2 separate regions of the Mus musculus genome follow, and region 1 is linked to region 2. The links are chromatin contacts, found by POLR2A ChIA-PET in ENCODE. All regions are on one chromosome and are shown on one strand. Each heading gives the region's core, a stretch centred on a gene start or an enhancer-like site at or near the end of the contact. The rest is flanking DNA. Distances are from core to core; before and after follow the strand shown.

Evidence for each region. ChIA-PET counts read pairs that join two places held with the same protein, here RNA polymerase II (POLR2A).
Region 1: POLR2A ChIA-PET joins it to region 2 with 10 read pairs in embryonic stem cell. The contact joins the enhancer-like site here to the promoter of Itpripl1 in region 2. POLR2A ChIA-PET finds 5 or more read pairs at or near these places in 3 of 5 experiments (Patski and embryonic stem cell).

The regions. Positions count from the first base shown.
Region 1 is chr2:127,179,327-127,186,604 of GRCm38, forward strand. It overlaps 1810024B03Rik (RIKEN cDNA 1810024B03 gene), which reads right to left. Exons shown (of 2, transcript NM_198630.2): 2 at 7,029-7,278. Among named protein-coding and RNA genes, the nearest start is that of 1810024B03Rik, 25 kb to the right of the region's middle. Within about 2 kb of position 3,590, at least 1 of the 3 ENCODE cell types and tissues checked has a DNase peak (open chromatin) inside an H3K27ac peak, as active enhancers do.
Region 2 is chr2:127,141,630-127,149,126 of GRCm38, forward strand. It overlaps Itpripl1 (inositol 1,4,5-triphosphate receptor interacting protein-like 1), which reads right to left and starts at 1,828. Exons shown (of 2, transcript NM_001163527.1): 1 at 1,586-1,828; 2 at 1-585. The coding sequence starts at 571.

The sequences.
Region 1 (7,278 bases), core at 2,340-4,839, 39 kb after region 2:
TGTGTGTATGTGTGCCTCTGTGGTCTGAGTACTGGGATTGAAGAAATGCACTACTATGTCCAGCTTGGACAACACACACACACACACACACACACACACACACACACACACACATTTTAGACATTACTTTATATATATGAGTGTTTTTGCCTATGTCTTAGGGCTTTACTATGACCAAGGAAACTCTTATAAGGACATTTAATTGGGGCTGGCTTACAGGTACAGAAGTTTAGTCCATTATCATCAAGGCTAGAATGGCAGCTTCTATGGAGACATTGTGCAGGAGGAGCTGAGAGTTCTACATCTTTATCAGAAGGTCGCTAGGAGGACACTGGCTCCCAACTGGTTACTAGGAGGGTCCTAATGCCCACCCCTACAGCCACACCTCCTAATAGTGCCACTCCCTGGACCAATCATATTCAAACAACCACATTCCAGTAACTGGTCCCTATAGGTTTGTTCAAACTTACATGCCTATGGGGGCCACACTTAGCCATAGCATAATTTTAAAAAATACATTACAAACTCCCCTTAGTTATAGTAGTCTCAAAAATGTTAAGATTCCAAAGTTCAAAGTCTCTTCTGAGATTCATCCAATCACTTCATTGTAATCCCAAAGCATGACAGGAAACCAGTTGGGCAAACTCCAAACTCTGCATCTCCATGTCTGATGTCAAAGTGGTTTTCAGATCTCTAAGTCCTTTTTATCTTTGTGTTGACTGGAACAAACATTTCTCCTGGTCTGTTTCCACTCTATCTGTAGCTTTTCTCAGCAGATATTCCATGGCTCTAGCATCTCTAACATCTTTGGGTATCGAAGGCAACTTTAAGGTTGCAGCTTCTTGTTTTAATATCTGGGATCCACACATGATCTTCCCTGCTCCTCACTTGGGTCATATCTCCAGCTCTGCTCTCTGTAGCACTTGACTCTACTTCACTGCTGCTGCTGTTCTTGGTGACCATCCTATGGTGCTGGCATCTCCAATACACTGTGGTCTTCTGCTGCAACTAGGAACCACCAAAATCCTTTCATGGACTCTCTTCATGGTGTCGAGCCTTAACTTCTTTGCATGACCCTTCAGTGGTAGGCTGTCAACTGCACCTTCACCAATGGCCTTCCTGGGTCTCTCACAGTCCCAAGCCTCAGCTGCTATCCATGACTTCTTCATACCATTAAAACCACTAACACCTGGTTGATTCTTAAACATTACCAAACCCAACTGAAGTGCAAGGTACAATATTGGCTGTCTCTGGATTTTTATTCTAAAGCCAGAGCCTCATAGCTGAAACTGCTTAGTTATGCTGCTTGTTTGAGCTGGAACATGCCCTCCTTGTTCTATTACATTATCACCATCTTTCTGTTTTCCAATTTCTTCCTTGCCTAACCTTGGCTGTCCTGGAACTTGCTCTGTAGATTGACCTGGATGGAACTAAGAGATCTGTATGTTTCTCTCTTTTGAATTCTGGGATCAAAGGCTTGTACCACCACACCTGAACTTAAGCTTTTCTGTACTTGGAACTTGCTCTGCACAAGGCTGGCCTTGAACTCAGAGATCTGCTTGTCTCTGTCTCCTGAAATTAAAGGCATGTTCCATCATGCGTGGATCTAAGCTTTGTTGGTTGGGATCTTGCACCAAAGCTACCACCCCCATATTTTGTTTATCTCCTTGATCATTTGATTCAGCTTCATTTCACTTCCTGGTGCCCCATTAATACTTAAAACATACATTTTATATTTTTCCTTTCTCTGCTTGCTCCTTTTAATTAAAACACTCTTTATAAGACAAAACAAGAGAGCAAGGTCTCTGCTGGGATTTTTTTAAGACTTATTTTGTTAATGTAATTAATATAAATCTCTTTACTTTAGTCTCAGGTAGACTCTTCAGACAAGGGTCTGAACCATCTTCTTCACCAAAAACAGTCTCTAGGCCAGATACTGAAGTTCTTCTTCACTGAAACATCTTGGGCCAGGTCTGCACAGTACAAGTCACTCTCAGCAGCAGAGTCTTCCAAATACCTACTAGGATAGCCCAGTAAGCCTCAATAGAAACATTCCACTGCTTGCAACTACTCTGTGTCCCCCCAGCACACTCCTACCCAGCTACATAACAGAGTTAAGCAAGATTTCTGAATTCTTTTACATTGTTAAAATAAATAAATAAAATGTACTTGCTGTCTCTTAAGTATCAAGGAGCTGGGGTTATGGGCAGATGATTCATAGGATAATCAAAAGGGATCCTGGAATAAATAACCAAATTCATATGTAATAAAAAAAACCCAGGCTTTTGATCTGTATATGATGAGCTAGCAGGAAGATACTGCAGTACTTTTTAAAGTGTTTTTTCTGTAATGAGAGCTGAGCTATCTGGATATCTCTGGAAAGCAAACACAGCTCTTCAAGATTTTTTCCTAACATTCTAATGTCTGAGGTTAGAAATTCCAAGAATTACTTAGAGAGGTGACAGAGCTCTGTTAAAATGTTTTCTAGCAGTTATCCAGAGAAGGCTATGTGAAGAGTGAACACAGCAGATTTTTTTTTCCTTTCTGATTTTGATAACCCAAGAATTACTTTTAGAATTTTTCTAACAGTATTTTTGACTTGATTGGAAAAGCCAAGAATTTTTTAGATCAGTTTTTCTGACTTTGGTGAGAAAACTGAGGAGCTATCCAGAGAGCGTTTAGAATTTTTACTAGCAGAGAGAGCTGTCTCACGCAGAAAGCTAGCTGTCTCAACCACAGAGGTTTTAGAATAGAAAGTAAAATCAGTCTAGAGCACACAGACACAGAGAAAGCAGTCTGGGAAGCCATCTCATCTGGAATGCTATCTCAGCAGAACATAAGCCAGCAGCTTGGACCCATGATTTGAGTTCAAGTTGCTTGTTTCCCTGTTGCTCTCAAACACCCCTTCTCTTAGGAACCCAGACCTAGGTGAGGTTGGTCCTCTGCATTAGTGTTCTCTGTTCTTTCTGTACATTGATACATTTTTGTATCTATATATTTTGATACATTTATTGGTTAGATCACAGATAATGATTAACAAAGAGCTCCTTAGCCATCTACTTTTACAGCGTCATTTACTGGATGGTTAGCTAAGATTTTGTAATAGAAGATGAACATTCTAGAGGTATTTCTGTCCAATACTTTTATAATTTACGTATGTTTCTGCATGACTTTGAGCTAAGAATGCCCTTAAAAATCTCTGCTTTTACCTTGTGATCAAGTTCAGAAGAGGATTTAACATAGCATGCATAGGGGTAGGCAAACCTATATGTGAACTTATCAACATTCCCTAAGTAAAGTCTCAATGATTCCAAAAGGAAGAAGCGGAAGTGCCTACTGAGTGTTGTGACTGGAGCTCTGGAAAGCTCCAAATTTGCAATGTGGCCCACAGTGGAGAGAAGCGGGTAACTTAGCCAAGAGCAAATTGGAGTTGTGGGTCTTCCCCTGACCAGGGTGGGGGAAAAAGACCGGCAAGCAATTGGAAGAAAGACAAAGGTGGTACTGAAATGCAAATTTCTACAGATCCGGGAAAGGACTGGCCTCAGACTGGCAACCTGTGCCCGGAATTATTCCGCTGTGTCCCTTCAGCACACTCTAATCCAATGGGTGGTGTGTATGTCACTCCAGATTCACTAGCCAATTAGGACATCCAGACGGATCTGCCACCCAAAAGAGAAGGCGGGCTCTTCCGGGTGCGATCTTGCAAGTTCCTCTTTTAAATTTAGCTAGCAGTCTTGAATGTTTCTGCTTGATGTGTTCTGTGTGCCGCTCCTGGGTGCGGGGAGCTCAGGCAAGCCCAGAAGTTCCGACACGTTAAGTGCAGGGCAGTCTCCCACAAAGGGAGGAGCAGGCGGCTGAGCCCAGGGGGCTCTGTGGTAAACAGCAGCCTGACAGAAGCTGTTACTTGTGAGGTTCCCCTGTGGTCCTTCTCTCTCCCTGGGCCCGGCTGTGGGCTCGGAATAATCTCACTAGGGTGGCTGCATCTACACAAAGCATTTGGGGAAAGGGCTTCTGTGTAGAAATACCCTTGGCAGGATGCCAAACTTGGAGAGCCCTTGTTTCTATAGTTTCTTCTGTAAGTTTTGGCCTTAGCATTTAGGCATTTTATAGCTAGGTATAAGTCCCATTTCGAGTTAATTTTGTGGAGCCTGTAAAAGGCATCTCGTGTGTCGGATAGCACTCAAATATTAAGCTGTGATGTAGAAGAGTAAAATTGATGTAAAGGATCGACTAATGCTTGTAGTGGCGGCAAGTCGAATGTAGGTGAGGGAGGACTGCCCCTAAAACTCCACACAGGTATGTGCTATGCTAAAAAGGCCGATTGGAGAATAGGATGCTAGAATACATGTGGTAGTTTACCGGGATTGTCCAGACATTTGTCCACAAACCATAAGGTAGGAGACAACTCTGCTTTACAATCATGAATTAGCCCCATCCTGACTTCAAAGAGCAGGTCTCTAACAAGTGGCTCCAAGGGGCAATATAGGGCCACAACCAACTTTAAGGCCTGGTGTGCCATAAAGGTCTGGTTTTCTTCTTGAGAAAAGCATCGTTTTGTCACATGGGCAAGACTACAGCTGGTGATAACTCTTTGAAAAGGAAAAACACTGTTTGGTGAGGACTGGCCTGGTCAAGCAAGGCATAGAACAGCTCCTTCTAGGTCTCCAGAGCCAATGCCAACCTGGGGCTCAGGCTTGGGAGCTTCCCCTAAGGCCCTGAAGTGCTGGGAATAAAATAGAGCTCCTTCTCTAAAGCAAGGACGGTGCTTGGGAGAGCGGGTGGAGGTCTGGGGCCAGGGCCTTCGGGGATGGCTTGCTTCAGACCCTGAGATCCCACCACATGCGGCTATGGTTATCAGTCCCGAGTCCAGTGTGGGCTTGGTCAGGAACGTTTTTGAGAGATTCTCTCTTCCTGTTTTTCCAGCTTTCTTTTATTAGCTCCTTCCTGTGGTTTTCTCACTGTATAGTAGTTTGTGCTGACTTCATAGAAGTCTCCTATCTTGTTCCATTTTCCCCCTGTAAGAAGTATACAAGATGCTGTTCTCCAGAAGCCTGTGTGGCATAGACAGCCTATCCAAGACACCCCCATCACAATTTTGATACTTTCTTCTATTTATTTATTTATTTATTTATTTATCCAGGCAGGGTTTCTCTGTGTAGCCCTGGCTGTCCTGGAACAAACTCTGTAGATCAGGCTGGCCTTGAACTCAGAAATCTGTCTACCTCTGCCTCTGCCTCCCAAGTACTCAGATTAAAGGCGTTTGCCACCACTGCTTTCTTCTACTTTTCCAACCTTCTCATCTTCCGGCACCTCAAACTCAGGACCCCATCACCAAAGAGTGGCCTGCTGTTTCAATGCACTGGTATACTTAAAAATAATTCTGGTTATATCTTTTCTGTGTAAATCTCCCATCTGTGGGACTTGCAGTCTCCAGTCCATATTTAAATTGTTTAACCTGGGGCCTGAACCTAAGAGAGACTTACATGAGACAGCATATGTGGAATGTAAAATCTGTTCTTGGCTGTCTCTTCTCTAAGCATTAGCCAGAGCTGAATGCATGCTGTCATTAAAGAGATTTTTCTTAATTAATCTTGTAATCACTTAGGAGCGATTTCTTCTGGGGAAGGTGCAAAAATTCTAGGAGAGCTGCATCTTCTTCCCTGTACTAGAACTGTTTCTAAGAGAAGCTATGTTGACTCAGGCACCTTTGATCCCAGTCTCATGCTCCCCGGGCAATAACCTTGTTTTCCTATGGATGAAAATTCTTAAAATATTGAGATAAAGGATTGTACCACACCAGTGTTTTAAAATTCCTCATTTGAGTCATGTAATGAACTGTTCACTTCAGTAACAGGTGAAGGGTTTTGCCTGTGGAGCATGCCTTCTGCCTTCAGACCAGAGTAGGAGGAGCAGCTTACTGTGTATGCTCTTAGACGAAACAGGATAGCCAATAGCTAGACCACAGACTAAAGTTCAAAGGAGTCAGCTGCGGGCATCACCGTTATGAAGAAGGACTTAATTCACACAGGGTGAATGTCTTTGTAATTTTCCAGCATGTATTAATTTATGCATATTGGTTGTGGTGGCTATTCCTGGTAGTCAACTTGACTATACCTGGAATGAACTGCAATCCAGAAATTGAGGGCACACCTGTGATCCAGATCTTGCGGCTTCTGACTTGGATGTTGACATGGGATGACACAAGCTTTTTTGTGTGTGTGACGGGGAGAGTGGTTCGAGACAGGATTTCTCTGTAGCCCTGGCTGTCCTGGAACTCACTCTGTAGACCAGACTGGCTTGGAACTCAGAAATCCATCTGCCTCTGCCTTCCAAATGCTGGGATTAAAGGCATGTGCCACCACTGCAAGGCTGACACAAGCTTTTGATCCAGATCTTGTTTTGTTTTGTTTTGTTTTTTGAGACAGAGTTTCTCTGTGTAGCCCTGACTGTCCTGGAACTCACTTTGTAGACCAGGCTGGTCTCGAACTCAGAAATCTGCCTGCCTCTGCCTCCTGAGTGCTGGGATTAAAGGCGTGTGCCACCACTGCCCGGCTTGATCCCGATCTTGAGATTTAGGGACCATGCAAAGCTTGGATCCAGACAAGGTCATACACACCTTTAGTCCCAGGAGACAGAGGGAAACGATCTCTGAGTTCAAGACCAGCCAGGGTTACAGCAAGTTTCAAATCTGGGCAAAGTGGTACACACCTATAATCTGGGTCACACCTTCTGCTGGAGGCCTACATAAGGACTATGGAAGAAGGAAGGCCTCCTCCTCCTCTTCCTCCTCCTCCTCCTCCTTCTCGGCCCCCTTCTCTTTTTCCTCCTCTTCTTCCTCCTTGTTCTTCTCTGCTTTGACTTATTTGCCAGCACATCTGTTGGATTCTACTTCTTCAGTATTCCAGCTGATAATGAAGACCAGCTGAAACACCTACCCTCTTGGGACTGAACAACTACTAGATTTTTGGACTTCCCATTCACAGTTGCTCATTGTTGGGTTAGTTGGAGTGCAGACTATAAACCGTTCTAGTAAATTCCTTTAATATATAGAGACAGACATTCCATAAGTTCTGTGATTCTAGAGAACCCTGACTAATACACATGTGAATAAAAACAGACCCTATGGGTGGCTGTACAAGTTGACTAGGTTAGCTGGAACAAATTAATATTGAATTTCCATTTAAGATACTTATAAAGATATGTGGAGTCCTCATTGGCACAGTTAATTCAGCTCAGAGATTCTATACACTTGCCATTGCCTGTGCATCAGGTTAGAGT
Region 2 (7,497 bases), core at 578-3,077:
TGAGATCATCCACAAAGCTCTCCACAAACTCACAGGTGCAGGGCAGGTCACGGATGGCATTTTGGATATAATGTTTGTAAAAGGCTTCCAGGGCTTCCTGGGAGGGAAAATCAGAGAGCCGGGTGTAAGAGGAGACGGGCACGACACGGATCTCTTCCTCTTCCTCCTCGCTGCTGGACTCAAAGGCTGGCTCGTGCTGCATGCTCTGTCGTAGGAGCTCAAAGATGAGAAAAAGGCAAAAGAGGCCTGCATTCCACAGGTTTCCCAGTATCCAGCCCAGAGGCCCCCCATCTTGGCCACCGGCCTGGAAGGGCCATCCCATGTCCTTCTTCCCCAGCACTAACTGGTCACTGGATGTATCCCCTCTCCAGAAGTTCTCCACTTTCTGCTTCTGCTCAGCGGCTCGGCTCCTCTCTTCAAACTCCATCTCTAACTGCCGCATCTCCTCGCTCATTCGCTTCTCCAGCTGCCGACTCCTAGCTAGCGTGTCCAGGTCCATGCGGTCACTGACCATCAGGGGGTGGTGAACAACATACATCACTGCCAAGAACATGAGGCTTATCACAGCCATGGAGGCCTCTGCATCTGGAGGAGTAGGAGGGTGGGGATCAGTGGTGATTTCCGGGGCACATCTGTTCTCCAGCACAGAGTCCCCAGAGCCCTGGTACCTCAAATCCTGGATGCCAACTACTCAGGAGGAACAGAAAGTGCATAGAGCTAGGGTGGGAGTTAGCAAGAACGGTCCGCCTTGGGGAAAGGAAGTGGAGACCATAGGATGTACCCTGAGTCAACCTCTTTCCTTCCACATACCGTGGGTGGTGTTTAGGGGACATGAGACTGTTTTTATTCCAGTATAAGATGGGAAGGGGGACCCTTACAGTGGGGTGGCCTCACCCGACTCATCGGTCCACCTCGGGCCCCAGATATGCCCTGCCAGTCCCAGAGGCTCCCTTCCACAGGCAGAAAACACAGAATCTTGTTCGGGCAATGTCTTCCCCATCCTTGGGTAGCCAGCTTCAGTCCCTAGCTGCAGCATCCCACTTCCTCTGTGACTTCACAACCCTACCTTGTGTCATTAGACCACTTAACCTCACCACTCTGCCCTGCAGGTGCCAGACTTGGCACTGTGCTGCCAACTCCTTAGTATTACAGTGATGAGGTTCTGAGGCAGGCTAGCATATGGCCATCAGTCCAGCTGCACTTCTCAGTCCAGGAAAGTGCCTGCAGAATTCAGGGGCCAAGACCCAACTGACAGACAGTAGCAGAGATTCCCTGGCCCCATTGCCCAACCACTGAAACCTGAAGCTTCCGGCCTTCACCCCAGTAATTCACCAGCTATGGGGCTTCTTGAGTCATGAAAGGCAGTGCACCATGGCCATCGAGTTCAGGTGAGGGGCACTCCTCGCTTTGGAATTAAGCCCAACTGCCCCCTCCATGTTCAAAATACCCGAGCCACCGGCCCTGCTTCAAAGTGAAGGCCCCCCTCTACCCTTAGTAACTTCCCCCAAACTCACCCATCTCTCCTGACCCAATAAAATACCCAAATTTAAGGGTTTCTCCTGGAACTAGGGGCTCAGTTACTCACGGTCTCAGTTAGCAGGAGAGCGTTCTTAAAGAGACAGCGCGACCTGGCCGCCCTCGCCTTCTTCCGGGCGTACGCGATGCTCCCAGTTCATACTCCACACAAACTGAGAGAGTCCACCTGACGAGCTCTTTCTGGGTACAGACCATGTCTCCGAGGTCCAAAGTCTGCGGGCAGCGGACTGCAGCGACTACCACGCGGTGCTGGTCCCGGCGGACTCCAGCAATCCACAGCGGTTCCCGCCTCAGGGGTTCCGCCCCGACAAACCCCACCCCTTGCTCGAAGCCAAGAGGCGGGGCCCAAGGCAGGGACTCTTCCAGAGCTGGGGCCCTCCCTCCCTATGGGGCCCTTCCTCCCTATGGGGCCCTCCCTCCCTAAGGCCTCACACCTTTTTGTTTCTAGTCGTCCCCCCTAGGGTTTGAAGGGACAGCAGAGCATCTGTGGCCACGCGCTCACAGCTATTCTGCTTCATTCCGTGGCACAAGGCTGAAGTGCCTGCTGCCACTCCCACCAAGTTTCTTTTACCAGGGCAATGTGTGCTTATTGAGAATTTGGGTGGGAAGGTGAGAAAGAAATTAAGGACTGGGAAAAGCCATTCTCACTTCCCTCTGGCTCTATGCAAGGTGAAAAAGGAAATGAGATGTTTTTAGGCACCACTAATAAGCCTCACTCGATGGGAAGATGACTCATTTGGGTACAGAGCCTGTTGCCCAAGCACGATAATGTGAGTTTGGGTCCCCAGACATCCACCTCTAATCCAAAGTTTAAAAAATGGAGCTAGACAGAGCCACTGAGCTTAAGTGACTGGTATAAGGTTTTATTAAGAGACCTTGTCTCAAAGTAGAGATCTCTAAAGACGATGATTTTGCACCCAGGTGCACAGGAGGCAGGTCCGAGCATACACATGCAATACTACACACACATGCACAGGTATATGCATACCCCACTATAGACGTCACTTCCCCAAATCAGGTATCTTTCCCTAATCAAAGTGACTCTTAGGAAAGGACATCTGTCACTCAAAGACCTGCCTTGGAGCATTGTTTGTCACTTACTAGTCACATAGAGGTAAGAACCCTAAACCTAGCCAGGCAGTGGTAGCACATATGTTTAATGCCATCACTCAGGCTGTAGAGGCAGGCACCTCTCTGAGTTCAAAACCAACATGGTCTAAAGAGAGAGTACCAGGACAGCCAGAGCTACACAGAGAAACCTGGTCCTCTAAAACAAAAACAAAAAACAAAAATTCCTAAGCCTTCAGGCAGCTCTGCTGATCCTACGTCCATAGCAAAGAGAACTTCATAAAGTGTGAAGGCACGACAAGGCTTACTACATGTTAAGAAACCCCAACAAGAGGCTGGAGAGATGGCCTAACGGTTGAGAGCACTGACTACTCTTCTGAGGGGACTCAGGTTTGATTCCCAGCCACTTGCATGGTAGTTCACAACTGTTTGTGACTTGTGCATGCAGTGAACATACATATGCAGGCAAACACACCAATACACATTAAATAAATAGATAAAAAACAACAAGGGGCTAGAGAGATGGCTCAGCTGTTAAGGGAACTTACTCTTCTAGAGGACACTCATTTGGTTCCCAGCAGCTACTAAGTGGTTCACAACTATCTGTAATTCCAGTTCCAGAGAATCCGACAACCTGACACCCTCCTTTTATTCTATGGACTTAGGTACAGAGTTCATGTGGGCAAAACATACACAACTTTTTAAAGTGAATCAGTCTTTAAAAAAAAAAAAATTCCACCAAGCTATCTCACTTAAAGATCACACTTGAATTAACAAATATCTCTTTATCTCATTTATCTCATTATCTCATTATCAGTGAACATCTTTTGTTTCCACCACCACCACCACTTTTTTTCCCCAACTTGTTTTGTTTTGGAGATAGGGTCTCACTACACTGAAGCCCTGATTGGTCTGAAACACAGAGATCTACCACCTCTGCCTCACAAGTGCTGGGATTATAGGTGTATACCACCATGCCCAGCTCCAAGTTGTATTTCTATTTTTACTTTTTATGTGTATGGGTGTTTGCCTGTATGTATGTACGTGTACTACATATGGTGCCTAGTGCCCATGAAGATCAGAAGAGGCACCAGATCCCCTGAAACTGGTGCTGGGCTCTAAACTCAGGCCCACTGCTAGAGCAACAGGCACTCTTAGCAGCTGAGCTGTTCCTCCAGGCCGCTCCAACCTGTATTTTGTTAACTTAATAGTGGGATAAATAGGAAACCCTCCAGGTGACTCATTTTAACAAGTGAACTCTAACATCGTGGGAATTTATTTACCCATGTTAAGCAAAGAAATATGGTAGATTTTCTGTGAAGTAAATTCAGCTGTGGCCCCTAAAAACTAACACTGTAAACCAGACATCATAGCACAGGACTATAATCCCAGAATTTGGGAGATCTGAGGCAGGGGATAAGCTCCAGGCCAGTCCGGGCTACATGAGACCCTGCAAAGGTTGGACAGGTGTTAGGAGCACAAAGGTCCTTGTGCTCACAGAGAGCATTAGGGAAGCTAGGAATGTTAAACACTGTATGGGGCTGTCTCCTCCATGAATGTACAACTGGTCTCTGCCCAGAAGGCTGGGAATGGAGGTGACTAACAGTCTCGATGACCTCTGTGCTATCTGTATGGCTGAGACCACACCAGATCCTCCCCTTGGGTCCCTAAGATAACACATGCAGCCTATCTTTAGGACCCATCTGCATGGAAGAAGCGACATGTACTTTGAGAAGAGTTTCAATGTAATTATGCCTCCTTATGAACACGGGACTGTGTGTTATACCAGAAACTTGTTTTTCAAATTGTACTGTACTTATATATGCCTGAAATAAACCACCTTGTGTCAGACTCTAGAAATTTTGAGGGGCTGGTGAGATGGCTCAGTGGGTAAGAGCACCCGACTGCTCTTCCAAAGGTCTGGAGTTCAAATCCCAGCAACCACATGGTGGCTCAAAACCATCCATAACGAGATCTGACTCCCTCTTCTGGAGTGTCTGAAGGCTGCTACAGTGTACTTACATATAATAAATAAATCTTTTAAAAAAAAGAAATTTTGAACTAACATCAGCTACTGAGTTGTGTTGGACTAGATTTCCTTCTTGTCTTATGTGGACCCTTACTTTGCTAGTGGTGAGTTTGCAAAGACTGCTTCTCAAAATACACACACACACACACACACACACACACACACACAGAGAGAGAGAGAGAGAGAGAGAGAGAGAGAGAGAGTTGGTAAAGTGCTAGTTGTGCAGCATGATGACATAAGCTTAAATCCCAGGACCTTCCTAAAAGGACGGACATCTAGGAGGGGGTGTATAGCCCCATTGCTTATTCAGGGAGGTGGGAAATAGAGACAGAAAAATATCTGGGTGTTCAGGGGCAAGCTGGCCTGGTGAGCACAGCACACAAATAACAGAGACCTTGTCTCAAAGCAAGGTGGAGGGTAAAGACTAAGGTGCTAACACTCTAGATTGTCCTCTGACCTCTGCACCCTTGCAGTAACCCCCCTACACACACAAAAATAGACAAGCACACCACACTAAATGAAAGATGCAAACTGGCCAGGAATGATGGTGCACCAGAAAAGGGGAAAAGACAGGAAGTAGTGACCAACATAACAGCCTTGATTCTGTTTAAAATCTTTTGCCCTTTGGTGAGTTGCTTAGAGATTCAACATTGAGAAAAATATCAAGAAATGATTGCTTTAAAGGCAATTTCATTTTCCTCAGTTCTCAATCAAAAGATTATTGGTATTCTTTAGTTGTTGCTTTTCATCTATGAGACTCATTCAGACTTTATAATTAATGAGAAATTAGATGTTACATATAATCTAGCGGAATTAGAGAAAAAAATTTCAGAGTTTTTTTTTAAAGCCCACCCAAACTCAATAAGACACACTGTGAAATGAGCTAAAAACACATTGTAACTGAAAATATATGTGAGGAAGAAAAAAGTTTAGGTAGGTAAGTTCAGAAAATGGGGAAAACACACGGTGTTTAACACCTTGGCTATTGGCCATATTTAGCAACAGAAATGGGGAGCGTATGAGTCCTTCATGTGTCAGTGATGAACTCCATAAACTCTTACGGCGTTGAGAACCATCAGTCTTGTATATTTCATTAGAAAAGGAAGCTGATGGGGGCCGGGGAGAGAGCTCACCAGTTAAGGGCACCTGTTGCTCTTGATAAGGTCTAGGGTTTGGTTCCCAGCACACACGTTGTGGCTTACAATCATTTGTACCTCCATTTTAAGGGGTCTGACATCTCTTCTGACTCATGAGTACTGCAGGATATTTGATCTCACTATGAACCTCGAGACTATATTATTTACTGGAAAACCCTGTTTGTAGTTGTGGTGTGGTTCACCCTTACCACACACCTTTAATCTGGCTAGAATACAGACATGCCCTTGGTGCATACTTTTATTCTCAAACGATGTTCATAAGGTTAGTTTGTAGAAGGAAGCAGCCATGTTTGAAAGTGATGTCTAAATGAGGGGCAGACAAAGTGACAAATCAGAGAAAGATTTGACAGAATGAGTCAGAGATAGGATATGCCCAACTCTCATGAGAACAGACAGGAAAAAGAGGCTACTTAAGAGAGCATCACAGAAAGAGAGAGAGAGAGATAGAGATAGAGAGAGAGAGAGAGAGAGAGAGAGAGAGAGGAAGGAGGTATTTTTACCAGGACAGTGGTAGAGAGACAGGTTGCAGAGAGAACAAGTTAGACACAGGTAAAGACAGAATGAGCCAGAGAATGAGAAGGAGCCAGAAGATTAGAACAGATTGCCAGGCCAAGTAGGACAATTCAGAAGTTCAGAGAAGCCAGATTGAATCAGTTTGGAGAGGAGTTTGAGCCAAACAACTCAGTTGAGTCAGCCAGCCAGAGATCAGAAAGAGGTAGGAAAGGGTGAGCTTATTCAGCAGTAAGTCTCAGAGGTTGAAAACATTAAAGATCTAGATACGATGTATGAAGGCTAGAAGCTTCCAGGACTATGCCTAGGTGAGCAGACAAAGGCAAAAGCCTCAGAGATGATGACTACAAAAGGAGAATAAAAGATAGTCTTATATAAGCACCAGAGACGTGTGCCCATCCATCCATCCATCCACCCAGGCAAAACATTCATATACATAAAAAGAAAAATAATCAAATCTTAAATAAGGAAGCCGAATATACTTACCTGCCATCATACAACTGTGGGGAGCACTTACAGAGCTAACTTTGGCTGACTTCTTGCTTGTGATCAACCATGAATGAGTCTGCCGACATCTGTCTTTGTTTTTAATTAAGATATGCGTTATACCCTGCCAAGTTCCTCCGCTTATGCATATATCCTTGAGAGACTGTCTTAGCCTGAAGGAAATGGCCTTAGTCAAACATAGATATTGTGTACCATAAATTTGCCATGTAAGCATTTGGGGTCATTGTTTATCTTCTTGGAATTGGTCACGCTTTGTGTTGCTTGCCTTTAAAAGGCACTGAGAAAATACACTTGTTTACTGGCATAGTATTGACCAGCAGCCCACCCATATCTGTCTCTTGCATCTTCTTTCTGCCTCTATTATAACCATCCTCAGTTCCCCAGTCATGGTTCCCACACCGACTGGCTGGCTAGTGGCTAAGTAGTTTTGGCCTGTGTGCCTGTTTATGTGATTATGGAGATTGAATACAGGACCTTATACAAACTAAGCAAGCATAACCCGTGAGACTCACCCAGTGTTATGATAGTCATGGTGTGTTTTTATAGCTCTTGTTTTAATTTACAATTAAGAAATTAAACATTTTTGGGCTGGCGAGATGGCTCAGTGGTTAAGAGCATCGACTGCTCTTCTAAAGGTCCTGAGTTCAAATCCCAGCAACCACATGGTGGCTCACAACCATCTGTAATGAA